Linked DNA regions of Homo sapiens: region 1 is linked to region 2. A link is an interaction called in ENCODE POLR2A ChIA-PET data of the cell type or tissue named here. Cell type or tissue: MCF 10A. All regions are shown on one strand. Each heading gives the region's core, and the rest is flanking DNA. Links, peaks and the distances in the headings are about the cores only.

What was found. ChIA-PET counts read pairs that join two places held together with the same protein. Peaks named below come from ENCODE experiments on the same cell type or tissue, not always from the same donor. Only the 100,000 strongest peaks of a DNase experiment are listed, where the experiment ranks them.
Region 1: POLR2A ChIA-PET joins it to region 2 with 5 read pairs; 2 of 35 experiments call an interaction of 5 or more read pairs at or near these places.

Annotation. Positions count from the first base shown.
Region 1 is chr2:19,907,419-19,916,052 of GRCh38, forward strand. It overlaps WDR35 (WD repeat domain 35), which reads right to left. Exons shown (of 27, transcript NM_020779.4): 26 at 6,619-6,859; 27 at 2,845-6,290. The coding sequence ends at 6,140. Among named protein-coding and RNA genes, the nearest start is that of TTC32, 9.8 kb to the left of the region's middle. In MCF 10A, for the core only: no CTCF peak of the experiment used is centred there; a DNase peak (open chromatin) is centred at 4,583.
Region 2 is chr2:20,365,369-20,374,002 of GRCh38, forward strand. No RefSeq gene overlaps it. Among named protein-coding and RNA genes, the nearest start is that of PUM2, 19 kb to the left of the region's middle. In MCF 10A, for the core only: no CTCF peak of the experiment used is centred there; a DNase peak (open chromatin) is centred at 5,043.

The DNA.
Region 1 (8,634 bases), core at 209-8,208, 460 kb before region 2:
CATGTTACATTGTCACTGTGAATAGCAGTTTTTAGCATTATCAAGTATTCTTGCTTGTAGTACTTAACTCACCACATCAACAAATTGAAGAAAAATCTCAACAGATGTAGAAAATGCAGTTAATAAAATTCAACTCCTTAGCAAACTAGGACAAGAAGACATACTTATTAAAACCTACCGACAAAATGTCTACAGAAAATATAATAAGCAATGATTTCTTAAAATATTGAAAAATTTCCTTTGAGATTAAGAATAAGACAAGAATGCCCAGTATCATCACTTTAATTATTCAGCATTGTATTGGGTATCCTAGCCAGTGCAATAAGATGATAAAAAGAAATGAAAGACATGACAATTGAGAAGTATTTTTTTTAAAAAAAGCAGTCATTAAACATGGTTATATAGTTGTATATGTAGAAAAGAAGTGCAAAGGACTGAGAGTGACAAAACATTTTTGAAGAAGAAAAACAAAGGAGGACTTGTACCAGATAGCAGGACCTATTTTAAAAACTATAATAACTGAGACATTCTGCTTTGGGCCAAAGAAAGACAAACAGATCAATGGAACAGAAAAAGAAATCAGAAATTGTTACCTACATATATGGACTTGATTTTTTTCCCATATAATTGCACATCAGTGTGGAAAGGGTGGACTTCAATCAGCTGGAGGTATCATTGACATTAATTTCTTTTAACTTTAGAGAAATCTCTTAGGAGCTGATATCTCTCAGCATAAAGACATAATACAGCAATTTATTCAGTCTCACCTCAGTTTCTTTTTCTTCTGTTAAATTCAACTAAAATAGAAATCTCTTATTAAAAAAATAAAACTACCAATGTTAAATGGGCAATTTGATGAGTTTTAACAAATGTGGAGTCATGTAATCATCACCAAAACCAAGATATGGAACATTTCTATCATCCCACAATGCTCCTTTGTATACCTTTGAAGTCAATCACCTACCCTTCTCCCTGATCTCAGGCACTACTTTCTATGATTTTGTCTTTTCTGGAATTTCATATAAATAACATCATACAGTATGCTGTCTTCTATATCTGGCTTCTTGCACGTAGCACAATGCTTTTAAGATTCATCTATGTTGTTACTTGTGTCAGTTCATTCCTTTTTATTGCTGAGTAGTATTTCATTGTGTGGATAGTCCACAATTTGTTTATACATTCACATATTAATGGATATTTGGTTTCTTTCCAGTTTCTGTCTACTATAAATAAAACTTACGTACATTTGCATTCAAGTCTTCCTGTAAATGTGTTTTGATTTCTTCTGGGTAAATTCCTAAGAGTGAGATTTCTGGGTTCTATGTTAAGTGTATATTTAAATTTAGAAGAAACTTCCAAACTTTTCCCAAGTGAGTGTACTGTTTTGCATTTCCATCAGCAATGTATGAGGGTTTCAGCTGTTCTATACCCTCACTATTTCTCTTGTCAATTTTAGCCATTGTAGTGTGTAGAAGCATCTCATTTTTTCTAAATCTCTCTCAATTTTACTACCTAGAAATTTAAACTGCCAAACAATAAATTAGCTAAATAATTTTGTTTTGTTTTTTTGTTTAGACAGAGTCTTGCTTTGTCACCCAGGCTGGAGTGTAGTGGCACAATCTTGGCTCACTGCAACCTCCGCCTCCCAGGTTCAAGCGATTCTCCCGCCTCAGCCTCCCAGGTAGCTGGGGCTACAGGAACCCGCCACCATGCCTGCCTAATTTTAGTATTTTTAGTAGAGACAGGGTTTCACCATATTGGCCAGGCTGGTCTCAAACTCCCGACCTTGTGATCCGCCTGCCTTGGCTTCCCAAAGCCTTTTAATGTCTACTTTCTTTTAATTTTAAAGAAATCTCTTAAGAACAAATACTGATTTTGGTACGAAGAAACCAATTATACAAATTCCTTCAGTGTCACTTCAGTTTTTTTCATCTCTTACATTCAACTAAAATATTTTATTTATAAAGATCAACTAATTTTACTTTCTCATCTATACCGTTATGTATTTTTGAAAATTTCTGCCATGAACATTTTTGCTTTTTTTTTTAATTATTATTATTTTTTGAGACGGAGTCTTGCTCTGTCGCCCAGGCTGGAGTGCAGTGGCACTATCTTGGCTCACTGCAAGCTCTGCCTCCCGGGTTCATGCCATTCTCCTGCCTCAGCCTCCCAAGTAGCTGGGACTACAGGCGTCCGCCACCACGCCCAGCTAATTTTTTGTATTTTTAGTAGAGACGGGGTTTCACCACGTTAGCCAGGATGGTCTCAATCTCCTGACGTCGTGATCCGCCCGCCTCAGCCTCCCAAAGTGCTGGGATTATAGGCGTGAGCCACTGCGCCTGGCCTGCTTTTTATATTCAAAAAAAAAAAAACCAGTAAATATTAGTTTCTTAGAGAAAAAAATGAATTGAGAAAATGGTCTTTAAAATAGACAGTAGAGGCAATACAATATTCCTATTTTCATTTTGAAACTGAGTAGAAAATCTTGGAGCTACATTATCAAATGTAGTATTCTTTATTTTCTCTTATAGGTCTAGTAGGACATAATTTCCTTCGTTCCTAAATGAGAACTCAGCATGACCATTAAGGAGTAGCTCACAGCAACCTCCAATATCTGACATTTGCCTAGTGCCTCTGGAAGGTTGTTGGGGTTTTTCCCCCCTTGTTTGGTAGCAAAAGTGGTATTGTATATCTATTGTACCTCCTGCTCCCTTTTCCCCTTCTCCACTCTGGAGCCCAATACCCTCCTAACCAACCCCCATCAGAATACTTAAATGAAGACACAGCAAACACCGTGTTCTCCGTAAGTTATAGATAAAGAAAACGTGGAATAAACACAAGTTATTTTTTTCTTCAATGTTTATTATTTTCGTATTTTTTCACTTAATACTACATAAAATCTAAGATCTCAGCTCTTGGAATACAGAAAAATAGTTTCAAAGTGTATTTTAGCAAAACAATTTATAATGAAATTAGCATTTGTGAATTAAGCATGTCAACATTACTGTGTTGCTTGTTAGGCACACTGCTTATTTGTACAGCTTTATCAGTCAGTTCCATCATTTCAATATTTTGGCCCACCACACCACTTTGAAACATGTAATGAAGGGCAAGTTTTATAATAAAAAAAACAACTTGGCATTACTCAACGGGAAGTCAGTACATGTTTTTTGCAAGGAGAACAACATAACTGTTTAATGATGCTGTCTTCAATATACTACCTAATTCTGTTTATGCAACTTCTCACCAGGTAATTGTTTTTTATGGTCAGTTTTGCTTTTCTTTGTCCCCCTAGTCAAGGGAGAGTTTGTTAGTGTTGTTATCTGGAAATTTCCTTCATGTCGAATAAAACCAACTAGATTGACTCATAATATAGGTGTTTTCTCTAGTACCATTTACACAGAAGACAAAGGTCCCCAAGACATTATGGCAGATCATTAAAACTTTCACAGATATAGATACCAAAGAGGCATAAGCTTTTACAAAAGTAAAAAAGATGTGCCTGTCTATATACATATGCGCGCACACACACACGCACACAAAATTAGGTCCACAAGGTATGAGAGGTTGTTTTTAGAGATACTGGTTTCTGGATCCAACTGAATGAGAAATATCAACTAGATATTGTTTAAATATCAACTAGATCCAGCAACTTAGGATCTACCTGGAATAATTCGTTGGTGGGAAAATTCTAGGGCTCAGGCAGCACAGAATTAGGGGGAAATGAGAAGCCTCCAAAAGAGAGTTTCCAAAGTTAGGTGAAGTCTGAGGAGTCAACAGGTGATTCTAGAACTAAAGCAAATGAAAGTGCAACCAACAAATCACAGTAAGGGGCTAGAGGCATGACAATCGAATGAATTCTCAGCTGATTCCTGAGACAGGAAAGGGAAAGAAGAGATACTCAAGCATTAGACCATGGACTAAGAATTGCAGCTCTGACCAAACTGTCCTGCAGGAACCTTTCAGACAGGCAGAACTAATAAGTGTGCCATCCCTACAACCCTGAACATTTCTCTTTCCTTGATGAAGCAGAGAATAGTCTCATCCCTAAAAACAGAAAGTCCTGTGGAAAGATGCAAGTTCAACAGGAGATGTACTGTCTTAGACAGACTTCTTTGTTAGGATGTGATTTTCTGATTTGGGGAAATTTCCCATTCTGGTATAGAACAAATGAGAAAGCTGGAATTCATTGTGTTACATTTAGGTAAGTAAGTTAGTAACCTAGGAGACTTATTAGGCAAAGTTAATAGAGCGTGTATGTGTGACCACAGATAGAAAGGAGCAAGAGATACCAAATATTCATGAAGCACTAAAAATATGAAAAGCCACAAAGATACCAAATATTCATGATACACTAAGTATGCATGAGACATATAAAGCCTTCAGTATGTGTGAGAAGTTGATTCAATTACCCACTGGTGACACTCATTCTGGCCTGTCCTTACCCAAGAAATACAATAAAATTCATGACTGCTCAGCAGACTAATAGGCAAGCTATTGCTGTGGTGAAGTGTACTTGCCCCTGACACCCTTCTATAGAGCAAGTGTACATCGTTGGCCTCAGGCACATTTCATCTGATTGAGTCATCTGGCTCAAGCGGCCACTCTGGTCCTTTTTGTAACCCGACTATTAGGGGAAAGCGTATGTGACAGAATGTGAGTCAGGACATAAAAACATTACAAAACCCAGGATTCAGGTGTTGCGGTCTTTCCACTCCACTGGCACGTTACACTAACAGTGTTAATCTATCATTGCTTTCTCCTTGTTCCTCACTGTGTATTGCAAATTGGTTCAATAAACCAATGTATTTTGAGAATTTTTATTTGGTTTATAAGGCTTTCTGTTCCATGACCTCTGGAATAGCTTGCGAGGCAGTCTATTTAGAGGCTACCATTGTACCAAGGTAATTTTCCACGAGGCGCATGAATAGAGACAGAGACCTCAAAGACTTCTGGTCTTCTCTTTTTATTTAGGCCAATGAGCCCACTCTCTATCCTAAGCTCATCTAGGCTCTAAATCTCTTCTCATAGCTCACTATTCCCAATCTGCAACATGCTGAACTTGTCTCTGTCTCTACAAGACAAAAACATATGAGATTGAGAAAGTGTATTGTAGCTGCAAAAACAAAGTTGCGTATCTCTATGTATTGCCTCTACTATATGTAAGCCAAACCTCAATAAAATAATCTTGATGAAATAGTGCAAAGGTCTGGTCTTTAGCCACAAAATGGGAATTCATGAGAAATAAACAGAGAACATTATTAGCTATGTAAAAGACATAAGAAATGATCCATTATGGATCACAACTGTTTATCTTTCAAATTAATAATAAATGAAAACAGACGCATATCAAGAAAAAATCACTCCCTCAACAATACTTGTGTAAATAAACGGTCCAACTTAGTGACAATGTTTCAACAGAAGCTATAACTACAAAATGGATATTTCTGTTTAAGTTATCTTCATTATAAATAGAGGCAAGTTTTCTGCACAATCATATGAAAGTGTAAATTCCAAATGCCATCTCTTAAATGAGACTAAAAGGACAGGTTTTAAAATAGAAGAATAGGGCTATTAGAAACAATTCAGATTGTAAAAAATGTCTTAAAATGCCATCGCCTCACTTCTGAAAATACAATAAAGAAGACATTCGACACTTATTTAATTAAATATGGCTATAGAGAAAGCTCATTTCATTATTACAATTGTTTAACTTCCTTGTAACATGGGTTATAAAAATTCTCTAAATTCAACTTTGCCCCACTCCCATGCTTCCCCCACTCCCTACTCCCTTCAAGATTTTTTAATGAATTCAGTTACCTTGACACTGTGAGAAAAAAATTTATTTGGAATATTTCCATGGTATCATGTAACCAAAAACAAGATAAACAAAAGAGAGAGGGTGAGAGAAAACATGGTTGATTTTCATACATTTATATGAAAATCGGCCTTATTATTTCACAGTTGTATTGCCATAAAAATTATTTTATTAACATATATTTTGTGCAAAAATTCAACTATAAATAATGAGGCTGATTTTCATACAAAACTCACAGAAATAAACCTTATTACATATACAGCATATAGCCATGTATATATGCTACATATATTTTACAGTTATATACAGTTTATCATTCCTTTATCCCACTGGACTATGGCATAAGGGGCAGAAGCTGTAGTGGCTTATTTCCTGAGCAAGGACACCGTGTTTGCATACACTGCACATCCAGAATTGATACTCAGTGATTGGGCTTCCTGTGGCAACGCATGTTGGCAGTTTCCCTTCTCCACTGTAAAACGGGGAGAAACAATTCATTATACTTTAAAACTTCTCATTAGTCTAACTTTATTTAATACACTTAAAAAAAACCTAAAGAATAAAACTTCTGAGATGAACATCAAATACTTTCATTTAAAAAAGTTATTTCAAGAAAAAACCTTTCTTACAATGACAAAATAAAGCATGAATACACTTGTAAAAATAAATAAAATAGGGTATAATGTTAATGTGAATTGCTTCAAAATTCAGTGCTTTAATTCCTACATTAAACATTGTACATCTAGAAATCCAAGCTTCTAATAAGATAGAATGGCATCCACTAATTAAAATTAGCCTACCCTTCCATAAGGCTGTCCAATTCAGGTTTTCTGTTATCTTTTGAAGTATGTTTGGTGAAGATTTCTAAAGCAAGGTCTTCATACTGCTGTTTCTGTTCTGAACTGAGGGTCTCTAAAGATTTAAGTTTAATGAAAGCTTTTGAACAAGTCCCAAAGGCTCTGCTGGCGCATGCGCAGAGTGCTAGCAGAGAGTAGATCTCCACAGGAGGGATGATGTCTTCATAGTCTTTCAGGTGAAGAGCTAAGAAAAACAGGGCAATTGGGGTTTTTTAAAATAATTATTATGATATCATGAACATGCAAAAGAAGAATCTAAGTTAAGGTGATTTCATTGAACTTGCATGAACGAACTGAAAGCAAACAGTGTTGAGAGATGGGAGCACCAAGAGGAGGAACTAGGCTACATGATATCCAAGGTTCTGTGAAGCTGGCTAACAGCTCATCCTATGAAAAGAACCACCACCAAATGCTGCACATGGCTGTGCCAGCTCAGAAATACACACACACACACAAAATTTTGGTGTCAAAACATCCACATTTTCTTCAATTTATGTTAGAAATTTCTGTGGCACTTCATAAAAAGCAAATGAGTATTATACTATGTTAGTCATAAACTGCAAGATAATACCATGTTTCCTTTTGTTAAAAAAAAAGCAAAACAATATAAGCAAAACAGTATAAAATAATATGTTCTTTTCTCTGTGTTTCTTTGGACAGATTATTGCTTTTGTATTACTGCTTTTGTCATTTGTCTCACTGAAACAATAGGATTTTGTGAAAAAGTGAAAATGAGTCTCCAAGTTGTCAGTTGAGACAATTCAAGTTACAACATCTTATTTGCAATTATACTGGAGATGAAAAAATCTTTCTTTAAAATGCACTGTATTCTTGGGCCTGTTGGGGGTGGGGGGCTAGGGGAGGGATAGCATTAGGAGAAATACCTAATGTAGATGACGGTTGATGGGTGCAGCAAACCACCATGGCACATGTATACCTATGTAACAAGCCTGCACGTTCTGTACATGTACCCCAGAACTTAAAGTATAATAAAAAAAGCAGACTTAATATTAGATTTAATATTAAGATTTAATATTAGATTTATAACCAATTTGTATCTTTTTCTTCTCTAGACCTTGGAATCTTAAAAATACTTTGTTATAGTATATCAAAAACTTCATAAAACCAGTTTAAACAATATATTCATGTGTTTTACAATCAGAATCCTATAAACTGGTTCTGGGGTCAAGTATTTACAACAAAGTGTAGTAGAAAAAATGTATATAAAATGTAATCACTCAGTTACAATAAACAATATCCTCTAATTTCATATCCAAAGCATGATAGGTTCAAGGGTAATAATTTACAGGTCATACATTGTTTCAGATCGTCTTACCACTGACAAAAAAAAAAAAAATGAGGCATATAGAGATCTTCACCTAGTAGGTGAAGCATCTCAAGTTAAAGATCTAATTGTTCTTTTAAGTCTAGAAATGGTGTATAAATTGAATATGATACAGCTATTTTAAACAGTGTATAATTTATGTCACATATTAGTTAAAACTAAATGAAGGTCAGTTATAAAATAAACATAAAAATAATTTTTATATATAACTAATAACCAATTAGAAAAAAAATTTACAACCTCATTAATGACAACAAAACTAGGAATAAACTGAAAAATAAACCTTTAGAGCCAGCAAGAAGAAAACTACAAATCTTTAGAAACACAGATACATAAGTGATTTCTAAAATAGATGTTTCTGACAAATATCACATGTTCTCACTCATATGTGAGATCTAAAAAAGTTGACCTCGTGGAGCGTGCAGTGAGCTGAGATTATGCCACTGCACTCTAGCCAGGGCAACAGAGCGAGACTCCATCTAAAAAAAAAAAAAAAAAAAAAGTTGGCCTTGGCTGGCAAGATGGACGAATAGGAACAGCTCTGGTCTGCAGCTCCCAGCAAGATTGACGCAGAAGGTGGGTGATTTCCGCATTTCCAACTGAGGTACCAGGTT
Region 2 (8,634 bases), core at 443-8,442:
TCACTGTGCCCCTTTCGTATCTACGTGCCCATCAGCATGCACATTTGCAGGGTCAGCAACTTCAGTCAACCATGATCCCTGTACCCTGGTCCTTAGCATGTCCTTTTCTTGGTTCCTGATTTTCGTTTTCTTTTCAGAGAAATGCAAGATGCTGAGTTGAAAGCATTTCCCCATAGTAGCTGCATTCTTCCTATTTGCTCAGCTCTGAGTCATTTCAGGAGTCATCTTTGACTTTCATCTGTCTCTAAAGCCTTACATATAAGTCATCAGAAAATCTGCCTTTGAGATATATCTCCAGATTCTGTGAATTTCCAGGTACTTCCACCACAACTGTGGTCCACGCTACCATCATCTCTCAGCTGGGTTACTGCAAAGCCTCCTGTCTCCCTGCTCCCACACTTGGCCAAATCTAGTTTAGTTTGTAGCCAGCCAGTGTGTTCCTTTTATAACTCAAATTGGATCATGTCACTTCTCTGCTAAGAACCCTTTAATTGATCCTCGTGCTACTTGGGAAAAATCCAAAATCTCTACCATATCTTCATGACCTGGCTCCATGCTGCCTCTCAAATCGCCTACCCCTCTCACCCTCACTTGAGCCACACTGGATGCTTTGCTGTTCCTCAAACACACCAGACACACTTACTTCAGGGTCTTTGTGTTTTTAATTCCTCTGCCTGGACCATTTTCTCCCAGATACACACAGACATCACTTCCTCACTTCCTTCAGGTTTCTGCTCAAATTCATTGTATCAGGAACCCCTCCTCTAAAAACTCTTTCTTGGATAACACACATTCATATTCTTCCTAGCCATTCTGTGCCTCCTTACTCTGATTGGCTTTTCTTCAGAGCACTTATCACTGCCTGAAATATTATTTGTTTATTGTCTGTCTTCCTGCACTAGAGTGTAAGCTCCCTGAGACCAGGGAGTTTGTTCTGTTCATGGCTTACCTCAGCTTCTAGAACAGTGCCTGATATGGGGTAAGCCCTTAAGAAACAGGTGTGGGGCTGGGCAGGGTGGCTCATGCCTGTAATCCCAGCACTTTGGGAGGCTGAGGCAGGAGGATGTCTTGATCCCGGGAGTTCAAGACCAGCTGAGGTAACACAGAGGACCCTGTCTCTAATTTTTTAATGAAAAAAAAACAACAAAAAGAAATAGGTGTGGAATGAATGAGCGGACTTATCACAGGAAGGTGTCTGCTCACTCTTGCCTAAGCACCTCTGGGAAAGGAGCTTTGATAGGCGCTTCCTCCAGACCCTCTGAGAAGATGCAGTGGAGGAAGTCCCTGCTCCCATGCAGTGCTATCTCCCATTGTTTGGGTCCTTACTACATCTGGTGGCTGCCCCAGGAAAGCAGGGTTGAGCTGTGGGAAAGAGGACGCTGTGTGATGTTGTTTTGAGAGATGATGCTGAGGTGTTTTGAGTGGATGACCCTGTGAAATGCTATTTTGAGGTGCTGGTATTGTTTTGAGGGATGACGCTGTGAGGATGCTGTTTTGAGGAATGTGGGCTCTGTGAAATGAAGTCACCCAAACCAGTCTGACAGGAGTGATGTCAAGCTTCTGGCCAGTTTAGTAAAAATGTTTAGTCATGAAACCAGCAGCTACAAGTAAGCAGGCCTCACTTTCAGAGTCCTCCAGTCATTTGACAAACATAGATTGAATATGTGCTATGTGTCAAATACCATTTGAGGCCCTAAAGGGACTGTACTAGAAGCTGAAGGTTGTGGGGATATGGACCACAAGGGCCCTGTATTAGTCTGTTCCCATACTGCTATGAAGAATACCTGAGACTGGGTGATTTATAAAGATAAGAGGTTTAATTAACTCCCAGTTCTGATGGCTGGGAAGGCCTCAGGAAACTTACAATCATAGCAGAAGGTGAAGGGGAGAAAGGTACCTTCTTCACAGGGCAGCAGGAAAAAGGAGTGCTATGCATAGGGGGAAAAGCCCCTTATAAAACCATCAGATCTCATGAGAGCTCATTCACTATCATGAGAACAGCATGGGGGAATCGCCCCATTATACAATCACCTCCCACTTGGTCCCTCCTATGACATGTCGGGGCTACAGGAACTACAATTCAAGATGGGATTTAGGTGGGGTTACATCCAAACCATATAATTCCACCTCTGGTCCCTCCTAAATCTCATGTCCTCAGATTTCAAAACACACTTATGACTTTCCAACAGTCCCCCAAAGTCTTAGCTCATTCCAGCATTAACCCAAAAGTCTAAGTCCAAAGTCTTATCTGAGGCAAGGCAAGTCCCTTCCACCTGTGAGCCTGTAAAATCAAAAGTAAGTTAATTACTTCCTAGATACAATGGAGGTATAGGCATTGGGTTAATACCCCCATTTCAAAAGGGAGAAATTGGCCAAAACAAAGGGGCTACAGGCCCCATGAAAGTCCAAAATCCAATAGGGCAGTCGTTAAACCTTAAAGTTCCAAAATGATCTCCTTTGAGTCCATGTCTCACATCCAGGTCATGCTGATGCAAGGGGTGAGCTCCCACAGCCTTGGATAGCTCTGCCTCTGTGGCTTTGCAGGGTACACGGTCCCTTCTAGCTCCTTTCATGTGCTCGCATTGAGTGCCTGCAGCTTTTCCAGGTGTATAGTGCAAGCTGTCAGTGAATCTACCATTCTGGGGTCTGGAGGTCGGTGGCCCTCTTCTCATAACTCCATTAGGCAGTGCCCCAGTGGGGACTCTGCGTGAGGGCTCTAACCCTGCATTTCCCTTCTGTACTGCCCTACCAGAGGTTCTCTATGAGGGCTCTACCCCTGCAGCAAACTTCTGCCTGGACATCCAGGTGTTTCCATGCATCCTCTGAAATCTAGGCAGAGGTTCCCAAACCTCAATTCTTGTCTTCTGCACACCCACAGGCCCAATACCATGTGGCAGCTCCCAAGGGGAGATAAGAATTTTCTTATCTGACTATTATTTATTTAATTTACTTAATTTCTTAATTAAGTAAATTAAGTAAAATCTTACCAAATGAAATACAATTGCCTTCTATCCCCTCCTGTTACCTCATTATCTGTTTCAGAAAAGATGAATAAAGAACACTACCGCACCTGGATGGACTTTTTTGCAAGGTATTGCTTGCCTCTCAGGCTTATTCAAATTCCAGAAGTGATTCATTTACAAGTTAATTTCTATTTCCCTGATCCATTCATTCTCCCTAATAATCATTTACTGCCCCTCAAAAGAATTGTCTACATTCTCCATCTCCTCCTTCCACTATGAAAAAGAGTATATACATTTCTGGGCTGAGTGTGGTGGCTCATGCCTGTATTCCCAGCACTTTGGGAGGTCAAGGCGGGCAGATCTCTTGAGCTCAGGACATCAAGACAAGCCTGGGCAACACGGTGAAACCCCATCATTTAAATTGTTTTAATTGTTAAAAATACAAAAATTAGCTGGGTGGTGGAGTGTACCTGTAGTCTCAGTTACTTGGGAGACTGAAGTAGGAGGATGGCTTAAGCCCAGGAGGCAGAGTTTGCAGTGAGCTGAGATCGCATCACTGCATTCTAACCTAGATGACAGAACCAGATCCTGCCTCAAAAAAAAAAAAAGTTTCTCTACCCTATTAAGGGGTGAAGTAATCACTTTGTGGTTCTCTCCTGCACACGTTAGTATACTTGTATGCCTTTTCTCCTATTAATCTGCCTTTTGTCAGTTGATTTTTCAACAAATGTTCAGAGAGTGAAGAAGTTTTTCCTTGGCCTCTATAGTTTTGGTGCTGTGAACAGGATACCAAAACTCTGCTCTTCTGGAAGCTGCAGTCAAGGGAAACCAGGACCTGACAAGTCAGCAGAAGGGTAAAAAATTCTTATGAGACAAAATCCCAGTCTCTTTCTCTCTGGAATCCAGTTGAGTGGACAGTAAAAAATCACTGTTGTTTTTTTCTTAACAAAATCTTGATTAATGGGTGAAAAGGATTTGTTCGACCGGTCTTGGGTGTAATGACCCTGATGTGCTTTTCTGGTATGAATATTCATACTGTCTGATCTTTTTCCTCCCAGAAATAGTTTTTCCCTTTATCTTTGGGGCTGGTATAGGAGAGTTCGATAAAGGCGGGTGGTTGGCTTGCATGTGAGAGGAGGTGTCTGAGTCAGTTATTTCCCATCTTTAAGAATTAGCCAACCCGGAGAAGGGCACTTTCCATGCGTCTGGAAAGCTTCCAAATGCCAGAGCATCAAGATACAGAAAATAGGAAAACATAGTTAATACAGTGACCTCGTCTCAGGACAAGTTGTGAGTTCCTGTGTGTCCTCTCGTGCTTTTGCTCTGTGAGGAACATATCGGGGGGGTTAGCTTGTTGGTCTCAGAATGAGAGACCGTGGAGCAGAGCTGCCCCAGTTAACTGAAAACCTGCAATGTAAAGCGGTCAAGGCAAGGGCAGAGCTGCTGAACTCCAACTACCTCTGGGCGTGCAAGTGTGATTGTTGTTTCAAGGTACTGAGTTTGAGATGACTTGTTATACAGCATTATTGTGGCAATAGATTACTGATACAATGATTGTGGGTTATCAGATTACACCTTCTAACTGTTTGGACTTTTTTTTTGAGACAGGGACAAGTTTTTCTTATATAGGGGTCCTGTCTATGCAAAAACTAAACTCAGCTATGCCTATGTGCTGGTGAGCAGAGAGCGTGACATTTATTATTCTATTCATTTAAAGAAAACTATTCTTGACATTTTAGTATGTGAGTACATCAAAACAAAACTATTATTATCTTGAAAGCATATATTGTTATGGGAATTGGGACTTCTGAACTTTCTGCTATTGTAGGAGTATGTCCTTGTAGGTTTTCCTCAACTATAAACATCTTAGGATGACGAGTTGTGGCTGGCAAGGAATGTGCCTTTCAAGTTTCAAGATGGAGTTTGAACTTAAAATGATGGTTACTGTGGCTCTCCCAGGCTCCTGCTTCCCTAACAACTGGGTCATGTGTCTCTCACTGTTCAGCTCAGTCATCCGGCTCATTCTCATGGTTGATAACAGAGTTCCAGGTGCAGCGAGAGGGTAAGCTCCTATGTGCAAGTGCTTTTCAAGTCTCTGCTTGTTTCAAATGTGCTATTGCCACATGAATTGACGTAAGACCAAACCCTGGGCTAGTATGGGATGGGACAGTGGAACGAGAGCTTGAGAGCCAAATGTTAAATTTCCAGGAATTTTGCAAGCCAGTTGTTAAGCTGCTGGTAGCTTGAAATTAGCCATGCTGGGAGTAATTATATAACAGAAATTGGCAAATGCTATAAACCAGGACTTTTTTTTTCTTTTCTTTTCTTTTTTTTTTTTTTTTCCAGAAAACCAGTTTAAACATCTCACGCCTGTAATCCTAGCACTTTGGGAGGCTGAGGTGGGGGATCACTTGAGGTCAGGAGTTTGAGACCAGCCTAGCCAACATGGTGAAACCCCATCTCCACTAAAAATACAAAAAGTAGCTGGGTGTGGTGGTGTGCACCTGTAAGCCCAGCTACTCAGGAGGCTGAGGCACGAGAATTGTTTAAACCTGGGAGGAGGAGGTTGCAGAGCCGAGATCACACCACTGCACTCCAGCCTGGGTGACAGAGCAAGACTCTGTCTCAAAAAAAAAAAAAAAAATTGCAAGAAGTTCTAATTTAACATCTTCGATGGGCTCTTGGAAACTGGGACTTTAAGTGAATTGTTGTACAGTGAGTCCCAGAATAATGTAGTTTCCTTCAATGCCTTTTTGTTATAATATTGATGAGAAAAGAAGATTGGTTTCATTATACTTTTTTAAAAAAATTAGCCATTCCTGCATTGCTATAATCATACTTTTTGCTTAAAGTCACAGTTTCCAAGAACTTATTAACAACTTTAAGTGAGGACTCACTGTATATAAAAATAGAGTCATGTATACATTGAGCAGTCGAGGGACACATTGTAGTGGTCATTTACTTTTTTAAGCATCATTTAGCCTTTTTCAGTAACAGACCCTGCTTGAATCAAGCTAAGCCACCCTCATGACATAAGGATTTATCCAAAAGACAAGCACATAAACCAAGTTAATTCAAGTGGAATAATTCCACAGGATTTTTTTCAAACTGAAGTTGGGAGAGGAAAGCCCCTCTTCTCTGTCTTACAAACTGTAATGATCTGAGCCAAGAGCTCCCAGTAGTCATCATTATACTTTTGTGGGAGAGAGCCAGCCTAAGAGAGGAACGCTAACATACACAAATTTGCATAAAAGAGAGACCAAAAGAGAAAGCTAGTTGCGGACTGGGAGAGAAAGAGAGAGGGAGAGAGGAAGGAAAAGAAGGGTTTACCCCAACCTCCTTGCTGTTTGGTTGTGATCCAATACAATATCTATCTGGCTGTCTGTGTCAGGCCAGTTTTTGCATCTCTATAAAGAAATGCTTGAATCTGAGGAATTTATAAAGAAAAGAGGTTTAATTGGCTCATGTTCTTCAGGCTGTACAGGAAGTGTGGTGCTGGCATCTGCTTCTGGCAAGGGCCCCAAGAAGCTTACAGTCATGGCAGAAGGTGGAGAGGAAACAGGCATGTCATATGGCGAAAGGGAGCAAGAGAGAGTGAGGACGAGGAGCCAGACTCCTTTAAACAACCAGCTCTCAAGTGAGCTAACAGACTCACTCATAATAAGAACTCACTCATTACCATGGGGAAGGCAGCAAACCGTTGGTGAAAGATTCACCCCCATGATCCAATGGGCCTTCCACTATACCCCACCTCCAAGATTGGAGGTCACATTTCAACATGAGATTTGGAGGGGACAAACATCCAAACCATATTACTGTTTATCTATCTATCTGTCTTAAAATAGATTGAGTTAACAGTTTCTGTTACTTGCAACCAAACAGTCCTGACTAACACACAAACATAGATATCTTGCTAAAGAGGTGGAGAAGGAACCAGTACAAGGAAAGATGAACATTGCTATACAGAGACCAGGATCTGGTTCGGGCATAGTACTCATCCATGGGGGGAAAATTAAACAAAGGAGGCTGTTAGCAACATCCTATGAAGATTTCCTCTGAGATTCATAAGTCTCCCCTCTTTCCCCCATTCCTTGTGTAAGTTCAAGGTATGGTTACATACAATGGAGACAACTCCAGACAAGTTAAGTAGAAATAGGCTGGTGTGGTGGCTCACGCCTGTAATCCCAGCACTTTGGGAGGCCGAGATGGGAGGATGGCTTGAGGTCAGGAGTTCGAGACCAGCCTGGCCAACATAGTGAAACCCTGTCTCTACTAAAAATACAAAAATTAGCTGGGTATGGTGGTGCATGCCTGTAGTCCCAGCTACTCGGAAGGCTGAGGGAGGAGAATCACCTGAACCCAGGAGGCAGAGGTTGCAGTGAGCCAAGACTGTGCCACTGCACTTCAGCCTGGGCGACAGAGTGAAACTTCGTCTCAAAAAAAAAAAAAAAAATTAAGTAGAAATAGACTTCATACAGAAAGTTAGGTGATTACAAAATTGTTGCAAGGGCTAGGTGAACAGACTTAAGGCTGAGCTTCCAGGAATGGCTCCCCTGTAACAACTCCACAGAACTGGCCTGCCAAGAAAGTCATTATCCCAGCTGCTGGCTTGAGGATATACCACCTCAACTGCAATTCCTACGAAAAAATGTCATACCCAATACTCTATCTCTTTGCATTCACAAAACTAGGGGCAGTCACTGAAATTTCTGTTCTGTAGCCACAGAAAAGGCACATGCCTCCTTTACTATGCTTGCTAGGAGAAATGCCAGCAGCCACAGAAAGATGCACTTACTTCTCAATCTCATTTTTTTCAAAGGAACAACCGTTAACACTTTCTTCTGTATCCTTCCAGAAAATTTCCAAGTGTGCATGTGCATAAAACAAATGAGATGGGCCAGGCAGTGGCGTATACCTATAATCCCAGCAACTGGGGAGGCTGAAGTGGGAGGATCACTTGAGCCCAGAAGTTAGAAACCAGCTTGGGTTGCATAGGGAGACTCCATCTCTACAAAAACAAAACAAAACAAAACAAAACAAAACAAAAATTATCCAGGAGTGGTGGCACACACCTCCCAGCTACTTGAGAAGCTGAGTGGGAGAATCACTGACCTGTGATCCTGCCACTGCACTTCAGCCTGAGTGACTGAGCAAGACCCTGTCTCACAAACAAACAAATGGAATCACACCAAATATTAGTCTGACTGATTTAAAGGACTTATACTTGGATGCCTTTTTTAAAGTGAAGAATCAAATAATATAACTGTGTTTCTTAGGCAGATCACCCAAATCTCTAATTTTTTTTGTTTTGTTTTGTTTTGTTTTTTGTTTTTGTTTTTTCTGTTTTGTTTTTGAGATGGAGTCTCACTCTGTCGCCCAGGCTGGAGTGCAGTGGCACGATCTCGGCTTACTGCAAACTCCGACTCCCTGGTTCAAGTGATTCTCCTGCCTCAGCCTCTCAAGTAGCTGGGATTACAGGCACACACCACCACACCCAGCTAATTTTTGTATTTTTAGTAGAGACGGGGTTTCACCGTGTTGGTCAGGATGGTCTCCATCTTCTGACTTTGTCATCCGCCTGCCTCCAAATCCCCAATTTTAATGTGCAACCCCGATACTCAGAAATAAATGTAAAATATATAGGAATAATATTAAGAATTAAATAATGGGG